2 separate regions of the Homo sapiens genome follow, and region 2 is linked to region 1. Evidence: read pairs that join two places in POLR2A ChIA-PET (ENCODE). Cell type or tissue: B cell. All regions are shown on one strand. Each heading gives the region's core, and the rest is flanking DNA. Links, peaks and the distances in the headings are about the cores only. Region 1 has its middle 10 kb from the start of LINC01063. Region 2 has its middle 35 kb from the start of CEP19.

Region 1 (8,929 bases), core at 1-5,000:
AGTGGCCTATAGGTGAAATTTGATAATACTAAATTTGAAATCTTTCTTTCTTTTTTTTTTTTTTCTTCGTTGAGACGGAGTCTCACTCTGTCCCCCAGGCTGGAGTGCAGTGGCGCGATCTTGCCTCACTGCAACCTCTGCCTCCTGGGTTCAAGCGATTCTCCTGCCTCAGCCTCCCGAGTAGCTGGGATTACAGGTGCCCACCACCACACCCAGCTAATTTTTGTATTTTTAGTAGAGACAGGGTTTCACCATGTTGGCCAGGCTGGTCTCGAACTCCTGACCTGATGATCTGCTGCCTCAGCCTCCCAAAGTGCTGGGATTACAGGCGTGAGCCACCGCACCTGGCCTAAATTTGAAATCATTTCAATGAAATGATACTTCTTTCAATCTAGGGTCCTCTTGATCACATGGATTGGCTGAAAATTATTAATAGAAAATTTGTAAAAGAAACAGACTCACATAGACTTTGTTCTATGAGCAAAAATGCCCTGTTCAGCAGTGGTGTGGCCTCTCTGTGCCTCCATTTCCACATCTGTAAAATGGTGATAATAATAGTTGTTGTGAACAATGAAACAAATCAATCCTGTAAGCCCTTAGACACAGCGCCTGGTGCATATTAAGAACTCTGTGTTTATTGTTCTAACTGTGATTGCAGGTTTTTATCATGTGGGGCAAAGGGAGATGTATTCTCAATGACCATGGAAGGGAAAGCAGCCTTGGAGAGCCATTTAGTTAAAATGAGATTACTTAACTCAGAAAATGTGGCATTCCCAAAACTTATTGAAATTTAGGGGGGGAAAGAGCAGAACTCTCTTTCCAACGTCTCAAGCCATGGTTTAGAGAGGGATCCACAGAGAACTATTCCACTTGGGAACCCACCACCAGTCCCAGATGCGGGGCCACCATTATCCTCCTGCCAGCCACGTCTACAGTGACTGTAAGATGGTCCACAGGCGGGGCCACCATTATCCTCCTGCCAGCCACGTCTACAGTGACTGTAAGATGGTCCACAGGCGGGGCCACCATTATCCTCCTGCCAGCCACGTCTACAGTGACTGTAAGATGGTCCACAGGTGGGGCCACCATTATCCTCCTGCCAGCCACATCTACAATCAGTGTAAGATGGTCCACAGGCGGGAAGAAGCAAAGGTGTTTAAGAAAAGCCTGTCTGCACGAATCGTCCGGGGAGAACATGAAGACATCCTGGAAGTAACCAAGAAAGCCCTATGAGGAGTGGAGGGGGTGTGCTGTCATAGGTCACAGGGATAGAAGGCTGAGGGTGGAAAGCAAGGAGAGATACCAGAGAGGTATCTCTGTCCACTGCATTGGGAGTTACCCAGCTCCCACAACCAGACTCAGGAAAGAGACCACAGACCCCTCCCTATCACAAAGGCGACCCCAAGGTGGGGAGATGCTGATGGGAGATCTTCACATCCTCGGACCTGCTGAAAGTCCATCCGGCGGAAACCAGAGTCTTTGACAGGCGCGTAGAGCGAGAAACAGAACTTGGGCTCTGGAGTCAGACCCTGGCTCGAATGCCCACATCCCGCCACCTGCCAGATGGATGAACTTGAGCAAGACACTCAGCATCTCCGTGCCTCCGCTTCCTCATGGTAAAGGCGCCTTTGGCACAGAAAGAACTCGGTAGGCGTCAGCTATTATTATTGCATGCCGACAATTTCATCTTCCAGAGAGTGGAGAAGTAGTAAGCGGAACTGCCACTCTGAACTAAATTTGGCCAAAAGGAGGAATTGGTTGGCAGAGTGGAAATGACAGGAAGCTTGGGAGAAAGCAACTGTGTCTTCTTCAAGTATATAATAGCGAGAGAAATGGCAGGGCCCAGTTAGACGTGGTCCCTAGATTTTACCAATTAAAAGAACATACCATGGCTTGAGACGCTGGAAAGATGCTCAAGAATTGAGTACTTCCTAAGAACATTCACTGTGCCCGTGAAATCTCAATTCAGTGAAAAAGGAGGAAGGGGCTTAAAGAAACCCTAAGGTTGCAGATGTTTGTGATGTGATTGTGGGAGAAGGTGAGCCTGAGCTGAACAGGGGGTGCTTTCGCCCGCAGAGGAACGTAAGGTGGAACAAATGGCAGCATGCTTCTGAGAAAGTGAAAGCCCCACGTGAATTGAGGCCCGTACAAGGGCTTCATAAAGTCATATTCAAAGCAAAAAAGGGGATACGCTGTTTGCGGTCAGTGTTGTCATGTTGGTGGGTGACAAGAGAAAGCAGAACTCCTCAATGTGTATTTTGCTTCTGTTTTTCCCTGTCAAAGGGAGCATTCTTAGAACTGAAACGCCCGGAGGAAAAGTTAACCCAAAGTGGCAGAAAAAACTGTGAGAGACCCCAGTATCTGTATATGAATTCCAGGAATCTGACCAGAACAAATGATTTTCCAGAGAGTGGGGAGTTTTGCAAATAATTTCCCTCCATGCATTGTCTAAGGGCTAAACCTCTTAGGGACAAGCATTTAGTACAATTTTCAAAAGAGTAAAGACACTCAGTTCCACACGCCTCAAGCCATTTTGTTTACTGAGTCCAAGAATCAAAGCCACTTATTAATGAGATGGCGGTGGTCACTAGGAGTCCCTGTAGGGAACTAAAGAACGTTTTGTTCTAAAGAACATGTTTTCTGGAACAAACTCACACAGTCAGTTGAATTCTTTGGTCATCTTTCCATGACACTCATTTGAAACATTTCCATTTTTGTCTATCTTTATTCCACTGAAATCTTTTTCACTAGGATCAATTATTTTTCATTTAATTTTTTTTTTTTTTTGAGACGAAGTTTCTCTTTGTCAGGCTAGAGTGCAGTGGCATGATCTCAGCTCACTGCAATCTCCACCTACCGGGTTGAAGCAATTCTCCTGCCTCAGCCTCCTGAGTAGCTGGGATTACAGTCATGCACCACCATGCCCAGCTAATTTTGTATTTTTAGTAGAGATGGGGCTTCTCTGGGTTGGCCAGGCTGGTCTCAAACTCCCAACCTCAGGTGATCTGCCCACCTCAGCCTCCCAAAGTGCTGGGATGACAGGCATGAGCCACTGCGCCTGGCCTAATTTAAATTTTTAAATTCAGTTTTGTCCCAGTGCGTGGTCCAAAAGTGCATCCAGTTGTGCAGGATGGGATCAGAGAGTGGAACTGCAGAGAGAGTCTATGTTGGCAGCAATCAGGAAGGGAGGTGCCGCCTGTACTGGGCCTGGAAGATGGCCCTGGCAGCTCAGCTTCCTCCTTCCCAAACAGGCCCTGGGCTGGGAGAGCCTCTTACTTGTTTCTGCCTCAACTCTAGTCTCTGTGCTTCTGCATCCACACCAAAGTGGAGAGAGATCCCCGTCTCTCCAAAGGCTGGGAAGTGCCCTGGTAACCAGGATCCTTACAAGAATTGTGAAGCAAGGCAGTGCCCTTCTCTGTTACCCCCTGGGAAGCCCAGACAGCTGGTTTGGTCTACAAGGGAATCTTTGTTTTTTTCAAGATGGAGTCTTGCTCTGTCACCCAGGCTGGAGTGCAGTGGCGTGATCTCGGCTCACTGCAACCTCCGCCTCCGGGGTTCAAGCAGTTCTCCTGCCTCAGCCTCCCGAGTAGCTGGGATTACAGGAGCCCGCCACCACACCTGGCTAATTTTTGTATTTTTAGTAGAGACAGGGTTTCACCATGTTGGCCAGGCTGGTCTTGAACTCCTGACCTCATGATTCGCCCTCCTCGGCGTCCCAAAGTGCTGGGATTACAGGTGTGAGCCACCGCACCTGGCCTACAAGGGAATCTTAAACTTGACTTGCCACACAACCCTCTGGTACTCTGGCAACTCCTGTGGACTCCTCAGAATCACGTTTTTAAATGTAGAAAATGAAATACATACTCAAGGAGAAGAAATAGACTACATTGAAATACAATTCTATCCATAGACCCCTTGAATCCATGGACTCCAGGTTAAAACGTCCTGAGAGGGCAGCAGATAGTAGTTCAGAATTCAAATGAAAGAGGTAAATGTATTATATAAGGTGAATGTTTTCAGAAGGGCCAACTAAGGTGGAAAATGAAAAGCTAACCTAAGTTTTATTTATATTCAAAATTTCATTTATTATTAAACATAAAAATTTCCAGATCAGCTCTAGTCCATTTACCCCTCTCACATCTTGATATTAACCTCAAAATTCAGGTTTCCCTGGGTGACTTAAAACTCCTTCATTTGTGTATTTAAAGCATTTTGGAATTGATTTTTACTTTCAAATTGTACTGCCTCTTAGAGTAATGAATTTCGTGAGTGTACAACCTTCTGCACGAGGTAATACTCCATTTTATTTATTTAAAGCATATCTCCAGGTGTAAGATGTCCTCCCTTTACTAACATTCTAGTCTATAATCAAACCGATCAGTTATTCATATGAAGATTATAAGTTCAGGCATCACATTTAATCGGTCCCGATATGACTGTTCTAGCTCACACTCCCAGCTCTTGATCTCTTCACTTCCCCTCCTTTAGACTTTGCCTGCCTTGCTGTTTTCTTGAGGCTGAACACTCACAATCAAAGGTAATTTTCCAAATGTGGACATAGAATGTGCGTTGCGTGGCCAGGCACGGTGGCTCACGCCTGTAATCCCAGCACTTTGGGAGGCCAAGGCGGGTAAATCACCTGAGGTCAAGAGTTTGAGACCAACCTGGCCAATATGGCAAAACCCCATCTCTACTAAAAACACAAAAATTAGCCTGGCATGGTGGCGAGTGCCTGTAATCCCAGCTACTAGGGAGGCTGAGGCAGGAGAATCGCTTGAACCCGGGAGGCGGAGGTTGCAGTGAGCGGCTGAGATTGAGCCACTGCACTCCAGCCTGGGCAACAGAGCAAAACTCTGTCTCAAAAAAAAAAAAGAACGTGCGTTATGATATATTATGTCATATCATAGGAAACAGTTGCCATCTGCAAGTTAGGCAATTTGAGGAGAGTTTAATAAAGGGACTAGTACCCAGTGTGGTCACGGCAAAGCGGGAGCCCAGGACTTGCCCCAAAGGGCTGTTACTTCCCTAGGTCTGGGGGAGGCAACAATGATCAGAGCCCAAAAGGTGAGAGTCCACAGGCGCCTGGAGAGGCTACTGGAGAAGCCCTGTGACCCCTGATCTAGGGAAGCAGCTCCCCGAGGAAGCCCTGCAGGAGGAAACCAGGGGAGCAAACACGCGACCACTCTCCCCTCCCTGACGGGGATCCCTGTTTAGGGACCCCAGCTAGAGGACAAAGGACACAGGTCTGCTGAGCAGAGAGCAGGGTGGGAGAGGGTAGACAGTGGATCTGGAAGCTCAGACGGAATACATCCGGCCCGTTGTGATTCTATGCAACAGTGGGATGAATGTTACCTGTTGGTTTTGTTTGTTTGTTTTGTTTTGTGTTGAGACAGATCCTTGCTGTGTCGCCCAGGCTGGAGTTCAGTGGTGTGATCTTGGCTCACTGCAACCTCCGCCTCCCGGATTCAAGTGATTCTCCTGCCTCAGCCTCCCGAGTAGCTGGGATTACAGGCGTGCACCACCACCCCCCGCTAATTTTTTTTTTTCTATTTTTTAAGTAGAGATGGGGTTTCACCATGTTGGCTCAGGCTGGTCTTGATCTCCTGACCTCGAGTGATCTGCCCACCTCGACCTCCTAAAGTGCTGGGATTACAGGCGTGAGCCACTGCATCTGGCCACCTGTTTTTTTTTGTTTGTTTGTTTTTTTAAACGTTGTCACCTGTTTTACTTCTATTATACTTTTCTAATATGTTATGTGCAGTAGCATCTTTGCACTGAATGTTCTTAAAGAGCCCTTAATGACTTATTCTTTGCCTTGCAATGTGTCATACTAGAAATAGAACTTAAATTATTATTTCCCGAATGTGTGACCAGGCATTTACTTACACCAAAACCTAGTCACTTTTCTTACTGTTAACATAGCTTCACACAATTTCCCCACAGAACTATTCCCATCAGTTTGACTTTTTATTACCTAAAATAACTTAATATTAGTCTCACTATTTATAGCCTATTATTTTTATACTCTCCTCCAGATAATGTATACAAGCAACTTAAAGTACAATCTGGACTAATGAGGACTCTTTTAATCACTAGTGATAGAAACCCAACTCAAACTGGTGTAGCAGAGGAATTGATCGGTTCATGTTACTAAAAAGTCTGATTTAAAGCAAGACTGGATCCACGCGCTCAAACAATGCTTTCAGGAATCTGTGTCTCCAACTCTCAGCCCTGCTCTCCCCTGACTCTACCCGGGTGGCATCAAGGGTGCGTTCTGGCAGTTTCGGGCCCATGGCCTGCTAGTCTAGCAATACCAGGGGGAAAGAGGCCTCTTTCAAAACAGTGCAGCAAAAGTCCCAGGACGGAACCCCCTTGTGTGACCTGGGGTCAAGTGCCTCTTCCGCAATCAGTCACTGTGGTTGGCGGGTGGGATGTGCCTATTTTTCTGGACTGACTCATATGCCGATTCCTGAAGCTCCACCCAAACGACATGGGCTCCTGTTGATGGAGTAGGCCCTAAAGAAAAGCAGGTGCTTTCATCAGAAGAGGGGTAGAGGTTGTACAGAGAAAAATCATGCTCATCTTCTTCCCAAGGTTAGTACTGATTCCTTAGAAGAGTTACTGTTTATACTTCATCCACAGAAGACCGTTGGTCTCCATCCCTCATTCCTGGTTTCTAAGCAACTCCCCGTTTACCAGAAAACAGCACTTGCAGTCCTAGAATATGTGTAGTTGCTTTTAGAAAGTAAAAAGGTTTTTGAAAGACTTTTCATTTTGTTCTGTACCAAGAAAAATTCTTCTGCCTTGGGATCCTGTTGATCGGTGACCTTACCCCCAACCCTGTGCTCTCTGAAACATGTGCTGTGTCCACTCAGGGTTAAATGGATTAAGGGCGGTGCAAGATGTGCTTTGTTAAACAGATGCTTGAAGGCAGCATGCTCGTTAAGAGTCATCACCACTCCCTAATCTCAAGTACCCAGGGACACAAACACTGCGGAAGGCCCCAGGGTCCTCTGCCTAGGAAAACCAGAGACCTTTGTTCACTTGTTTATTTGCTGACCTTCCCTCCACTATTGTCCTATGACCCTGCCAAATCCCCCTCTGCGAGAAACACCCAAGAATGATCAATAAAAAAATAAAATAAAATAAAATAATTACCAAAAAAAAAAAGGTTTTTGAAAATGTAAATAGATTACCTATAACAAACACACACGTTTCCCCATAACAGAGTTTCAATAGAATAAAATTCCCTCTTAATAGCCTGGTTGTCTTTTCCTGTAATTGCTTGTGTTTCCTGAGGAGTTCATTACAAAGACCAGCTGACTTGTCGAGTTGCATCGCAGTGCAGAGAGCGCCGGAAGGAGAGAGAAGCTCACACTTTAGATCCAGCTCTGTTGCTCACAAAGGGCCTTGTTTGTCCATGAGTAAAATGAGGTTGGACAAGAATTCCAAAGTTGATTCCAGCAATAAGAACTTAGAGTTCTATTCTGAAATATGTATCATCAAAGAGATAGGAGGGCAGGCATACCACTCATTTAGGACAGAGAGGTTAAGGTCCTCAGCCTGCAGCCATGGGCCACAGATGGGAGGAAGAGTTGCAACCCCAAATTTCACAGGCTTAAAGAAGTTTATGTGCATTAAAGGACGCAATCAACAGAGGGATAAGACAAACCATGAGACGGGAGAAAACATTTGTGAATCACACATCTGATAAGGAGTTAATATCCAGAATATATAAAGAACTTTTATAACTCAACAACAACAAAAACAACCTCATTTAAAAATGGGCAAAGGGCTTAAGTAGACAATTCTTCAAAAAAGATAAACAAATGACTAACAAACCTACGAAAAGATGCTCAACAGCACTAATCATTAGGAAAATGCAAATCAAAATCTTAATGAGATATCACCTTATACCTATGAGGATGGCTGCTATAAAACACACACACAAGGCTTGGCGCAGTGGCTCATGCCTGTAACCCCAGCACTTTGGGAGGCCAAGGCGGGTGGATCACGAGGTCAAGAGATGGAGACCATCCTGGCCAACATGGTGAAACCCCGTCTCTGCTAAAAATACAAAAATTAGCCGGGCGTGGTGGCTGGCACCTGTAATCCCAGCTACTCAGGAGGCTGAGGCAGGAGGATCACTTGAACCCGGGAGGCGGAGGTTGCAGTGAGCCAAGATCACACCACTGCACTCCAGCCTGGTGATAAAGGGAGACTCCGTCTCAAAAAAAAAAAAAACCAAAACAAACAAAAACAAAACAAAAACAAAAACAAAAAAACATACACACAAACCTGAAAGCAACAAGTGTTAGAAAAGATGTAGAGAACCTGGAAGTCCTGTGCACTACTGGTGGGAATATAAAATGGTGCTGCCAGTATAGAAAACAGTGTGATAGCTCCCTAAAACCTTATAATAAGAATTACCACAGAACCCAGCAATTCTGCTTATGGGAATATACCCACAAGCATTGAAAGCATCCAGGGGCTGTGGAGAGGGAGAAATAAATGTTTAGTGTATGGAGAGTTCATTCTGAAAGATGAAACACTCCTGGAGATTGAACAACAGTGGGGATACACTTAACACTGTTGAACTGTACTGTTACAAATGGTTAAGATGGTAATTTTTTGTTACATGTATTTTACCACGATTTTTTTTTTTTTTTGAGACAGAGTTTCACTCTTATCGCCCAGGCTGCAGTGCAATGGCGCGATCTCGGCTCACTGCAACCTCCGCCTCCCGGGTTCAAGCAATTCTCCTGCTTCGGCCTCCTGAGTAGCTGGGATTACAGGTGCCCACCACCACACCCGGCTAATTTTTGTTTTTAGTAGAGATGGGGGTTTTACGATATTGGCCAGGCTGGTCTCGAACTCCTGACCTCGAGCAATCTGCCCGCCTCGGCCTCCCAAATTGCTGGGATTACAG
Region 2 (12,859 bases), core at 3,407-8,406, 53 kb before region 1:
AGCAATTTTAATTTCACTTTGGTCCTGTGGTCCTGTGATCTCGCCCTTCCTCCACTTGCCTTGTGATATTCTATTACCCTGTTAAATACTTGATGTCTGTGACCCACACCTATTCGCACACTCCCTCCCCTTTTGAAAATCCCTAATAAAAACTTGCTGGTTTTTGTGGCTTGTGGGGCATCACGGAACCTACCGACATGTGATGTCTTCCCCAGATGCCCGGCTTTAAAATTTCTCTCTTTTGTACTCTGTCCCTTTATTTCTCAAGCCGGCGGACGCTTAGGGAAACGAGAAAAGAACGTACGTGATTATCGGGGCAGGTCCCCTGGTAGCAGAGGTTGCAGTGAGCCGAGATCGTGCCACTGCACTGCAGCCTGGGTGACAGAGGGAGACTCTGTCTCAAAAAAAAAAAAAAAAAGAAAAAGAAAAGAAAAGAAAACCTTTCTGGGCTGGGCACAGTGGCTCATGCCTGTAATCTCAGCACTTCGGGAAGCCGAGGCGGGCAGATCACCCAAGGTCGGGAGTTCGAGACCGGCCTGACCAACATGGAGAAACCCTGTCTCTACTGAAAATACAAAAAAAATTAGCCAGGAGTGGTGGTGTGCACCTGTAATCCCAGCTACTCGGGAGGCTGAGGCAGGAGAATCGCTTGAACCTGGAAGGTGGAGGTTGCAGTGAGCCGAGATCATGCCATTGCACTCCAGCCTGGACAACAGAGCAAGACTCTGTTTCAAAAAAAAATAGTCTTGGCCCTTTGAGTTTGACAAGAGGCTAGCTGGATCCTCACTGGAGACTAGCGTTTCATTTGTGTCAAGTGAAATGGAGTAGTACCGAAAAGGTCGGAGATCTGGGGCTTCGTCAAGTACACAGAACACATTTGAAAACTGTTCCTGTACCTGCCTGATAGTAAACATGATGTGCATATGGCTCTGTCTGGGCTGAGACTTGCTTCCATCATGCCATGATGTTTGGGTCAGGACATCTGTGGACCTCATCTGTTATCTACCAACGATTATAAACGGACAAATTGCCTTAAGTTGGTTTCACAGTATTTTGTTTACATCCCACTTCAGAGAAAATCCCTCCAGCAAATATACCTGCATCTCCTTCCTTCCTCCGTGAGGGAAAAGTCCAGGTGTGGGAGTTGGGGAAGAGTCACCTCTGTCCTCTCTCCAGGTTTCCCACTAGCTGGAGGAAACATCTCCCTCCTTTCTTTAATTTACAGGTTCATTTCCTGAGGCTCCTTTCTGGCTTTCTCACAGAGAGTAGCGTGTTTTCCACACAATGTGTGTTTGCTAAAGAGACCTGCAAGTTTTTCCAAGCTAGATAGTAACACATAGGCAATTCACTTTTTGAAAACGACTGATACAAAATGCGTAAAACAACAATATCCTTTAAAATATAAGGGCTGGGCACGGTGGCTCACACCTGTAATCCCAGCACTTTGGGAGGCTGAGGTGGGCGAATCATCTGAGGTCGGGAGTTTGAGCCTGACCAACATGGTGAAACTCCGTCTCTACTAAAAATACAAAATTAGCCAGGCGTGGTGGTGCATGCCTGTAATCCCAGATACTCAGGAAGCTGAGGCAGGAGAATCGTTTGAACCTGGGAGGCGGAGGTTGCGGTGAGCCGAGATTGTGCCATTGCACTCCAGCCTGGGCAACAACAGTGAAACTCCATCTCAAAAAAAAAAAAAAAAAGATAAAATTGCAAAGAAAAAAAATCTATGTCATCATTATAGGGTGGTAACTTTTACACTTATCTTTCTTTCTAAGGAGATTCTAAGTCCTGAAGAGTCAGTCTCAGACATTACGATCCCCCTCCTCAGGTGCTTTGGACCAGGCTTTCGTCATATGCTGTCTACAGTATTATCATTGTCTAGATTGGTTGCGATTATTCCATAGTCATTTTTATTTAACGGACGTACAGCAAAGTGCATCAATTTGAAGTGTACAGTTCAATGAACGTTGACACAGATGTACACCCCTGTGGGCACCAGCACACGTCTCCAGCACCTCCAAAAGGCTGCCTCATCCCCTTCCTTGTCAATACCAAACCCCCAAAAGGGTGAACCACTGTAACTTCTACCACCTTAGATTGCTTTCGTCATCTTGAATGTAATTGAATAAAACAGTATATACTTGGCCAGGCGCGGTGGCTCACGCTTGTAATCCCAGCACTTTGGGAGGCCGAGGCGGGTGGATCATGAGGTCAGGAGTTCAAGACCAGCCTGGCCAAGATGCTGAAACCCCGTCTCTACTAATAAGACAAAAACAAAACAAAAACAGTATATACTTTTTGGCATCTGGTTTCTCTGCTCAACGTGGGGCAGTGAGATTCATTGACTCTGTGGCATAAAATGGTACTTTCTCTTTTGTATTGCTGTGTGGTATTTCTATATATGAATATATTACAGTTTGGTGATTCAGCCCTCTGTGGATGGGCTTTTAGGTGGTTGTCAGTTTTTTATTACTGTGATAAAGCTGCTAAAAGTGTGTACATGTCTTTTGGGGGATTCATTTTCCTTGGATAAGTACTAGGAATGGAATTGCTGGGTGTTAGTATAAATGGTGTCTTAAAGATTTTTATTTTCTAGTTGATTGTAGAAGCATGTACAAATACAGTTGGTTTTTGTATACTGACCTTCCTTCTAGCAACTGTGCTAAATTCATCTGTGAAATCGCATCATTTATTTGCAGATTCTTTCAGACTTTCTATGTATGTCGTCACGTCATTTGTGAATAATGACAGGTATTTTGCTTTCCAGTTTTTATTCCTTCCCCCCCTTTCTTGACAGTAATGGCTAGAACCTCCAGTACACTGTTGGGTATTGGTGGTGATGGTACATATCATTACCATGTTTCTGATGTCAGGGGGAAGTATTCAATATTTCAGCATTCAGTTTGATGATACCTATACCTAATTAAAATGTTCTTGTGTTTTAGAATAATTTCAGAGTCACAGAAAAGTTCAGAGTCACAGAAAAGTTCTGCAAAAAGTGCTTTTTGCAGATGGATACTATTTTTGCAGTATTTCGCAAAAACCTTTTGCAGGTGGATACTATTTTATTATTATTATTTGAGATGGAGTCTTGCTCTGTTGCCCAGGCTGGAGTTCAGTGGCATGATCTTGGCTCACTGCAACCTCTGCCTCCTGGGTTCAAGTGATTCTCCTGCCTCAGCCTCCTGAGTAGCTGGGATTACAGGTGCCCCCCACCACGCCCGACTAATTTTTGTATTTTTAGTAGAGACAGAGTTTCACCATCTTGGTCAGGCTGCTCTTGAACTCCTGACCTCATGATCCACCTGCCTCAGCCTCCCAAAGTGCTGGGATTACAGGTATGAGCCACCGCACCTGGCACAGATGGATACTATTTAATGAATTAAAAAATCTTCTATTATTGGTTTCCTGAGTGTTATTACATTAACAGGTATTGAATTTTTTCAGGTGCTTTTTTGCATATTGAGATGATTACATGATTATTCTTTTAGTCTGTTCATGTAAAATTTGTGTTGATTGACTTTCAAATGTTATACTAATCTTGCATTACTAGAATAAACCTGGCATTACTGAGCAAGGTGTGAAGTCTTTTTGGGGTATATTGCCAGATTTGCTTTGTTAATATTTTGTTGAGAATATTTATATCCAAGCTCATTAAAGAGGTCGTCCAACAATTTTCTCTTTTTGCAATGTCTGGTTTTGAGTCTCGATATCAGGATTTTGCCCACCTCATAAAACATGTTGGAATATATTAACTTTTCCTTTTTTTTTTCTTTTTTGAGACAGAGTCTTGCTCTGTCGCCCAGGCTGGAGTGCAGTGGCGCGATCTCAGCTCACTGCAACCTCCGTCTCCCAGGTTCAAGCAATTCTCCTACCTCAGCCTTCCGAGTAGCTGGGATTATAGGCATGAGCCACCATACCTAGCTAATTTTTGTATTTTTAGGAGAGATGGCGTTTCACCATGTTGGTCATGAACCTCTATCGTTTTAAAAAATTTCTGAAGAATATTAATATTTTTCTTTCTTCAATATTTTGAGTCATTCACTAGTAAAGCCATCTGGACATGGAGTTTTCTTTGTAGAACGGTTTTAATTACAAATCTAACCTACAGGACTATTCAGATTTTATTCTTTCTTCTCATCTCATATTTATTTACTTGTATTTTCCAAAGCCTCTGCTGATTTCATCTAAATTATTCAAATTATTGTGCAAAGATAGTTACAACATCGTATTATCTTCTATTGTTGTAGGGTCTGTAGCAATATTCTCATTTTAATTCCTGACATTGGTAATTCATTTTTTTCCTCTTGAGAGTTTACTAAAATTTTTTTGTTTTAGAATAATTTCAGAGTCACAGAAAAGTTCTGAAGATACTACAAAACGTTTCCATATACCTCTCACCCAATTTGTTTATCCAATACATTTGTCAAAACTAAGAAAACAACATTGATACATTGCTATTAATAAACTCCAGACTTTACTCATAGTTCACCAGATATTTTCATTAGTGATCTTTGTTTCTTCCAGGATCCAATCCAGAATACTGTATTGTGATTAGTTATTACTTTCTTAGGCTTTCCTTGTGTTTCATGACCTTGATAGTTTTGAAGAGGACTGGTCAGATATTTTGTAGAATGTATTTCAGATTGGGTTGTCTTGTATTTTTCTCATTATAGGACTGGGGTGATGGGTTATTGGAAGGAATACCAGAGGTGATGTGCCGTTCTCATCACATCGTATCAAGGGGTACATACTACTTGCATGACACCATTGGTGATGTTAACCTTCATCACTCGGTTCAAGTAGTATCTGCCAGGTTGCTTTACTGTGACGTTACTATTTTTGCCTCTCCATATTTTATTTTTTGGAAGTACATCACTAAGTCCAACCACACTCCAAAGTTGAGGGAGGGCAGCAGAGGAGGATAAGATTCACTTCCTAGAATGGAAAGAATCTACACACATTATTTATAATTCTTCTTTCCCACTTATTAATTTATTTAGACATTTATTTATATCAGTATGGATGGATACAGAGCAAAACAGGAAAGGGTGGAGAAGGGATCTGAAAGTAAAGAGGCAACTGACTGGCACTAGGGCTAAGCCAATATTACTTGTTTTCTAGTTTCTTTGAGATTCTGAGCCCAGAGTCTGGACTAATGTGTCTGTTGGATGATTAGATATGTGGCAAACTGATGTTCTGTGTCATCCAGCTTTGAGACTAAGAACAGAAATGGCCTATTGTGTTATAGTATGTGGCAAATGCATGGGTGACACAGGAAGAGAAACTGATTCCTCTTTCAGGAGCACATTAAATTAAGAAAAATGAAGACACAGAAAACAGCTTATATGATACATATGCCACACACCCTTCTTGTCATTGTCCAAATGCAGCACAGAGAACCTTGACCCAGTGCTGACGGGAGTAGTTCAGCACTCAGCTCTCAGGATACTTGGGGGAGTCAAGAACAGTGGAGGGATGGGGGATGGAAGTGAAGAAAAGTAACTTGTAAGTGACAACCAATGAATTAAAAATATAGCTTTGTATGTATCCCCAGAGCTAAGCAGTGCCTGGCACAGAGCAGCAGCTTGGTAAATATTTGCTGAATAAATGAATGTCTTAGGGATTTGCTCAAACAAGGAGTAAGATTTCTGTGTATTTGGACTTTAAATAAGCCTCAAGCAAATAAATGCATCTTTCTAGAAGTGAACAGACCTAAAAGGTTTATGATGTTGAAATCATAAGGGAAGACCGAGCTGTAATTCCCTGATTAGGACATCAGATTTGAGGATGTGGGGGTGGGTGGTGAAGCTCTAGTTTATTGATACCAAGAAACCAGTGGGCAGTTCCCAAGCAGAGTGCCCTTTGTCAGCTTAGAAACATCTAAACTTGTCCTGATGTTGCTGTCAGCTGGCTTGAGGGGTGGGGGGCAGATTCCAGCCTATTTTAGGGGTGTTAGGAAAGAGATTCCTGGTCAGTATCTCACAGGTAGGTGCTGGCACCTGGATGAGAAAGAGAGCTGAGACATACCCATCTTAGAGGGCTCAATAGCCCTCTAAGTCCAATAGTCCAATGACTTTGTGGCTATGAGTTAGCTGAAACCCTCAGTGATAACAAACAAAATCCACATAGGTGTTCTCACAGACTGGAAGCTCACAGTTATAAACAATCAGATAAAGGTTGTGGGGACAGGAAGGGAAGGCTGCTTCCTCATCACCTCTGGGCCACGGGCAAACCAAACACCTCCACATTGCTCCCTTTCTTAACTAAGCTGACCCCTCCCACTCTTTCTAATTTTATTTACAATCGATATTTTATTTATAAATATTTCTAATATCTGTCTAATTCACTCAGATAATCTAACAGAAAGCTCTTAGAATCACAGAACATTAGACTTGCAGGAAACAGTAGAAATTATCTAGTTCAACCTCCTTATTTTGTAGGTGAGGAAAGTGAAGCCCAGGAGGGCAATGCTTAGCTCAAGGGCATGTTTCGTTAGAGTCAACCTAGGACTGTAACCTCAGTGCTAACGCCCAGTAGAAAGCCATCTCTGTTATTCTGGTGCTGCTCCTCCACCTTGAGTAACCTCAGAGTGGATGCAACAGCCAGACCGCAGGCTGACCTACCTTTCCACCTGCGGAAGCTCAGGAACTGACAGTGGAAAACTTAACAACAATAAAAAATAAAAACGGGGCCGGGCGCGGTGGCTCCCGCCTGTAATCCCAGCACTTTGGGAGGCCAAGGCAGGCAAATCACGAGGTCAGGAGATCGAGACCATCCTGGCTAACATGGCGAAACCCCGTCTCTACTAAAAACACAAAAAATTAGCCGGGCGTGGTGATGGGCGCCTGTAGTTCCAGCTACTTGGGAGGCTGAGGCAGGAGAATCACTTGGACCCGGGAGGCGGAGCTTGCAGTGAGCCGAGATCGCGCCACTGCACTCCAGCCTGGGCGACAGAGCAAGACTCCGTCTCAAAAAAAAAACAAAAAACGTTGATTTTTAAAAATCATGTATCTAGCAAAAGGCTTCTTGGGATTGGGAAAAACAGTATGTTCCACAGGAAGATAGAAATTGTGAACTGGCGATGACTTAAAGGATTGATACCATTCAACCAGCAACCCTCCCTCTCTTGATACAAGTTCCCAAAGTAGGCTATACTCCATCATCTCAAAAAAGGTGATGAGCCCTGTCATCTACTACCAAAAATTAAACAGGATCTAGAATTTAACATTGAATCCCAGTAACATGGCAACATAGTAGTAACGCAACATTAAAATGCCCTCTGAGAATGAACAAACCTCACAACATCAAAACCCAGGTACCGCTTAAGGCTTAACAAAGAAGCCGTGGCGGTCGCCATCTTGGATACCACGCGCCGGGAATACAGCTCCTCAAGTGACTGAGTGATGAAAACCGCAAACTCGGCCAGGTGGTGGCTCACGCCTGTCATCCCAGCACTTTGGGAGGCCGAGGTGGGCGGATCACCTGAGGTCAGGAGTTCAAGACGAGGCTGGTCAACATGGTGAAACCCCGTCTCTACTAAAAATACAAAAAATTAGCCGGGCGCGGTGGCGGGCGCCTGTAGTCCCGGCCACTCGGGAGGCTGAGGCAGGAGAATGGCGGGAACCCGGGAGGCGGAGCTTGCAGTGAGCCGAGATCGCGCCACTGGATTCCAGCCTGGTGACGGAAGAAGACTCCGTCTCAAAACAAGCAAACAAACAAGCAAAAAACCCCACAAACTACAAAAGTAAACAACAGTAAGTGAAACTTTTTTTTTTTTTTTTGAGACGGAGTCTTGCTCTGTCGCCCAGGCTGGAGTGCAGTGGTGCGATCTCGGCTCACTGCAAGCTCTGCCTCCCGGGTTCCCGCCATTCTCCTGCCTCAGCCTCCCGAGTGGCCGGGACTACAGGCGCGTGCCAACATGCCCGGCTAATTTTTTGTATTTTTAGTAGAGACGGGGTTTCACCGTGTTAGCCAGGATGGTCTCGATCTCCTGACCTCGTGATCCGCCCGCCTCGGCCTCCCAAAGTGCTGCGATTACAGGCGGGAGCCACCGCGCCCGGCCAGTAAGTACAACATTTTGCAAGGACTGTGGAGAGATTCACAAGCTAAGAAATCAACACTGGAAAACTAAGCCCCCCAAAAGAAGTAAAATTTGTTCATGAACTCACAAAAATACACCCAAGAAGGACACTTGAAAATGAAATGAAAAAGGACTGAGTGGGTACAAATTGGGAGAAAAAAAAGATTAAATAAGTCAGGAAGGGAAAAGACGATAAATTCAATGATGGGCTAATGGAATTTGATGGCAGTCACCAGAGGCTGAGCTGCTCAAGCAAGTATCAGCTCTTTTCTTCCTTTGAAGCCTGAGAAACAAATTGTGCCTATTTATAAGATTTTAAATGCCAAAAAGAGGAGACTACTAGAGTTAATAGCCATCGAAAGAAAAAAAAACTGAGTTGTTAAAGTATTTCACTGTTGGTCTAAATAAACTTTGAAAGTATGAACAAGGATGTCCTACCTGCTGGGTGCTGGAGCAGGGTTGACAGGGAGGAGAGTGGGAGACCCAAAATACCCATAGAAAGGTGAATAGCTGCAGAACTGCGCCCACCATGAGAGCCTCAGTAGAAGCACTAGCAATCAAAAGTAAATAAAGCACATTTTAAAAAAGACTTTGTACTTTCATACGCAGAATTATATTTCAGCCACTGAATTAATATATGCCACTTTCTTATTTGTGAACACATGCGTTATGCAAAGAGTTCTTTTATTTTTAAACGTAACTTTTAAAAAAAAGTATTTGGGGCCGAGTGCAGTGGCTCATGCCTGTAATCCCAGCACTTTGGGAGGCCGAGGTGGGCGGATCACCTGAGATCAGGAGTTCAAGACCAGCCTGACCAACGTGGTGAAACCCCATCTCTACTAAAAATACAAAATTAGCCGGGCAGGGTGGCGCATGCCTGTAATCCCAGCTCCTCAGGAGGCTGAGGCAGGAGAATCACTTGAACTCGGGAGGCGGAGGTTGCAATGAGCCGAGGTCATGCCATTGCACTCCAGCCAGGGAAACAAGATCGAAACTCCATCGCTCGTTCTCTATATATACATATATACATATACATATACATATATATATACAAAATATACAAAAAATTAGCAGGGCATGGTAGCGGATGCCTGTAGTCCCACCTACTTGGGAGGCTGAGGTGAGAGGATCGCTTGAGCACGGGAGTTTCAGGCTGCAGGGAGCCGAGCTCATGCCACTGCACTCTAGCCTGGGCGACAGGGTGAGACCCTGTCTCAAAACACACAAACAAAAACTAAAAATAGAGCTAGCATCTGATCCATCAATCCCACTGCTAGGTATATACCCAAAAGAAAGGAAATCTGTATATCGAAGAGATACCTGCCCTCCCATGTTTATTGCAGCACTATTCACAATAGCCAAGATTTGGAAGCAACCTAAGTATCCATCAAAAGATGAATGGATAAAGAAACTGGTCCATATAGACAATGGAGTACTATTCAGCCAAGAAAAAGAATGAGATCCTGTCATTTGCCACAGTATGGATGGAACTGGAGGTCATTGTGTTAAGTCAAATAAGCCAAGTACAAAAAGACAAACTTCACGTTTTCATTTATTTGTGGGAGCTAAAAATAGTAAAACAGTTGAATCCCCGGAGATATAGAGTAGAATGATGGTTTCCAGAGGCTGGAAAGGGTGATTGGTCAGAGAGAACTGGGATAGTTAATGGGTACAAAAATACAGTTACAAACAATGGAGCAGGCGCGGTGGCTCACACCTGCAATCCCAGCACTTTGGGAAGCCGAGGTGGGCTGATCACATGAGGTCAGGAATTTGAGACCAGCCTGACCAACATGGTGAAACCCCATTTCTACTAAAAATACAAAATTAGCCAGGCACGGTGGCGCATGCCTGTCATCCCAGCTACTCGGGAGGCTGAGGCAGGAGAATCGTTTGAACCTGGGAGGCAGTGGTTGCAGTGAGCCAAGATCGCGCCATTGCCTTCCAGCCTGAGCAACAGGAGAAAAACTCTGTCTCAAAAAAAAAAAAAAGAGAGAAAAAGAAACAATGGGCTGGGTGCAGGGGCTTATGCTACTAGCGCTGTGGGAAGCCAATTTGGGAGAATGATTGAGCCTAGAAGTTCAAGACCATCCTGGGCAACATAGTGAGACGCCATCTCTACAAAAAATTTAAAAAATGGCCGGGCTCCGTGGCTAACGCCTGTAATCCCAGCACTTTGGGAGGCCGAGGTGGGCAGATTGCCTGCGGTTGGGAGTTTAAGACCAGCCTGGCCAACATGGTGAAACCTTTTCTTTACTAAAAATACAAAAATGAGCCTGACATGGTGGCGGGCACCTGTAATCCCAGCTACTCGTGAGACTGAGGCAGGGGAATCGCTTGAACCCAGGAGGCGGAGGTTGCAGTGAGTCCGGATTGAGCCACTGCACTCCAGCCTGGGCGACAGAGTGAGACTTCGTCTTGAAAAAAATAAAAATAAATAAAAAATATTAGCCGGGCGTGCTGGTGCACGCCTGTAATCCCAGTACCCAGGAGGCTGAGGTGGGAGAATCATTTGAGCCGAGGAAGTTGAGAAGGCAGTGAGCCGAGATCCGGCCACTGTGCTTCAGCCTGGATGACAGAGCGAGACCCTGTCTCAGGGGAAAAAAAAGAATGAATGAATAAAATCTAGTATTTAATAGCAAAATAGAGTGACTACAGTCAACAGTAATTTACTGTATATTTTTAAATACCTAAAGGAGTATATTTGGATTGTTTGTAACACAAAGAAAAGATAAATGCTTGAGGTAATGGGTACCCCATTTACCCTGATGTGATTATTATACATTGTGTACCCGTATCAAAATATCTCATGTACCCCATAAATAAATACACTTTTCTGTACCCACAAAAGTTAAAAATAATAAATTAAATCAGGACAGTGGCCATAAAGAAATAAAAGAAGAAAAATTAGTTTCCTGTTAGGACAACTGTAGGAAGCGGAGCTGGGGAGGCAACACTGACTTGCATTCAAAAGGAAAGCATGACTTTTTTTTTTTTTTTTTTTTTTTTTTTTTGAGAAACGAGTCTCACTTTGTCGCCCAGGCTGGAGCGCAGTGGCGCGATCTCGGCTCACTGCAAGCTCCGCCTCCCGGGTTCACGCCATTCTCCTGCTTCAGCCTCCCGAGTAGCTGGGATTACAGGCATCCACCACCACGCCCGGCTAATTTTTTGTATTTTTTAGTAGGGACGGGGTTTCACCATGTTAGCCAGGATGGTCTCGATCTCCTGACCTCGTGATCCGCCCGTCTCAGCCTCCCAAAGTGCTGGGATTACAGGCGTGAGCCACTGCACCCGGCCGAAAGCATGTGACATTTTTGAAAAGTTAGAGAATTGAAGGGCATTTCCTTTTCTAATCGACTGTTACGATCAAAGTGGAATTTTTGTTGTTGTTATCGCTCTTTCAGAGGAAGGATGTTCTACAAAGTGAAACACAGGCAGTAGAGGAAGATGATATTGTTCAAGAAATCTAGATCAAGAAAGTCAGGGTTCGCTTGAAACTTTTAAGAGAAGTTTCTTGTATAATCTGAAAATTTCAGGAGAGGTGTCATTAGCAGAAGACGGTTTAAACACAGTCCTTCGCACAGATTTCTCAAAGACATTATCTAAGAAGGGGGTGTGGGGAAGGCAAATGGCCAAATAAAATTTGAATGGAGCTATATTGGCTTTTTGAAAATAGAAGAAAAAAGTTTGTCAGTGAAATGCCAGCCAAAGAGAGGCTATTTTCGTAAGTGGTAAGCTGTATGGTAATGTTAAAAATAAATGAATGTATGTATATTAATGATGGTGATATAAATAAATAAGTATATGAATACCGGGTGACCTGTCAGGACTGCCTGTGTACTCTACCCTGGGGGCCAGGATGTTTCTGCTACATCTCATGAAGTATCTCATAGGCAGCTAAGATGCTCAGAGCAGCAAAGCAATCAAACAAAATCTGATATTTAAATGATTCTTTCCAACACTACAAACCCTTGGGGTAGATTCTCACAGAATGGAAGGATTTTGAGGGCATTAAACAGGGGGTGGGTGTATTTCTTTGGCTGTATCTCATACACATATCTCCTTAGTCATCCTTTTAGGACTTTCAACTCTGTTGTTTATTCTGCTGTTTTTCTTGTCTTTTCTTTTTCTTTTTCTTTCTTTCTTTCTTTTTTTTTTTTTTTTTTTTGAGACAGAATCTTGCTCTGTCACTCAGGCTGGAGTGCAGTGGTGCGATCTCTGATCACTACAACCTCTGCCTCCCGAGTTCCAGCGATTATCCTGCCTCAGCCTCCCGAGTAGCTGGGACCACAGGTGTGCACCACCACACTCGGCTGATTTTTGTGTTTTTAGTAGAGATGGGGTTTCACCATGTTGGCCAGGCTGGTCTCAAACTCTTGACCTCAGGTGATCCTCCCACCTCAGCCTCCCAAAGTGCAAGGGTTACAGGCTTGAGCCACCGAGCCCGGCCAAAAATGCCCTTTTTATATAGAGAGATTATTTTCTGAATCCTGATTGATTTGAGAAACAACTCACATGTGAGGTGTGCCTCTTCCTCTGCATCTCCGGGGAAAAGAAGTGAGCTGAGTTTCCTCCTAAAGGCTGGCGTTCCGATCTAGCCAGGAGAGCTTCCCATTTTTTTCCCCTTTCCCCCTTTTTGCTTTATTTCTAACTTGCATTTTACAGCGTTGGTAAGACAACAGGAAGCACTGGGCTTCCTCTCCAGGGCATTCAGCTGAAGGGATTTGCTTACCACACTGAAAACAGTAGCCGGAAAAGAGAGCACACACCCATCTT

Evidence for each region. ChIA-PET counts read pairs that join two places held together with the same protein. Peaks named below come from ENCODE experiments on the same cell type or tissue, not always from the same donor. Only the 100,000 strongest peaks of a DNase experiment are listed, where the experiment ranks them.
Region 2: POLR2A ChIA-PET joins it to region 1 with 5 read pairs; 18 of 35 experiments call an interaction of 5 or more read pairs at or near these places.

What each region holds. Positions count from the first base shown.
Region 1 is chr3:196,617,833-196,626,761 of GRCh38, reverse strand. No RefSeq gene overlaps it. Among named protein-coding and RNA genes, the nearest start is that of LINC01063, 10 kb to the left of the region's middle. RefSeq lists an enhancer at 6,479-6,548. In B cell, for the core only: no CTCF peak of the experiment used is centred there; a DNase peak (open chromatin) is centred at 2,171; H3K4me3 peaks cover 1,124 bases; H3K27ac peaks cover 460 bases.
Region 2 is chr3:196,670,514-196,683,372 of GRCh38, reverse strand. No RefSeq gene overlaps it. Among named protein-coding and RNA genes, the nearest start is that of CEP19, 35 kb to the left of the region's middle. RefSeq lists an enhancer at 1-334. In B cell, for the core only: no CTCF peak of the experiment used is centred there; no DNase peak of the experiment used is centred there.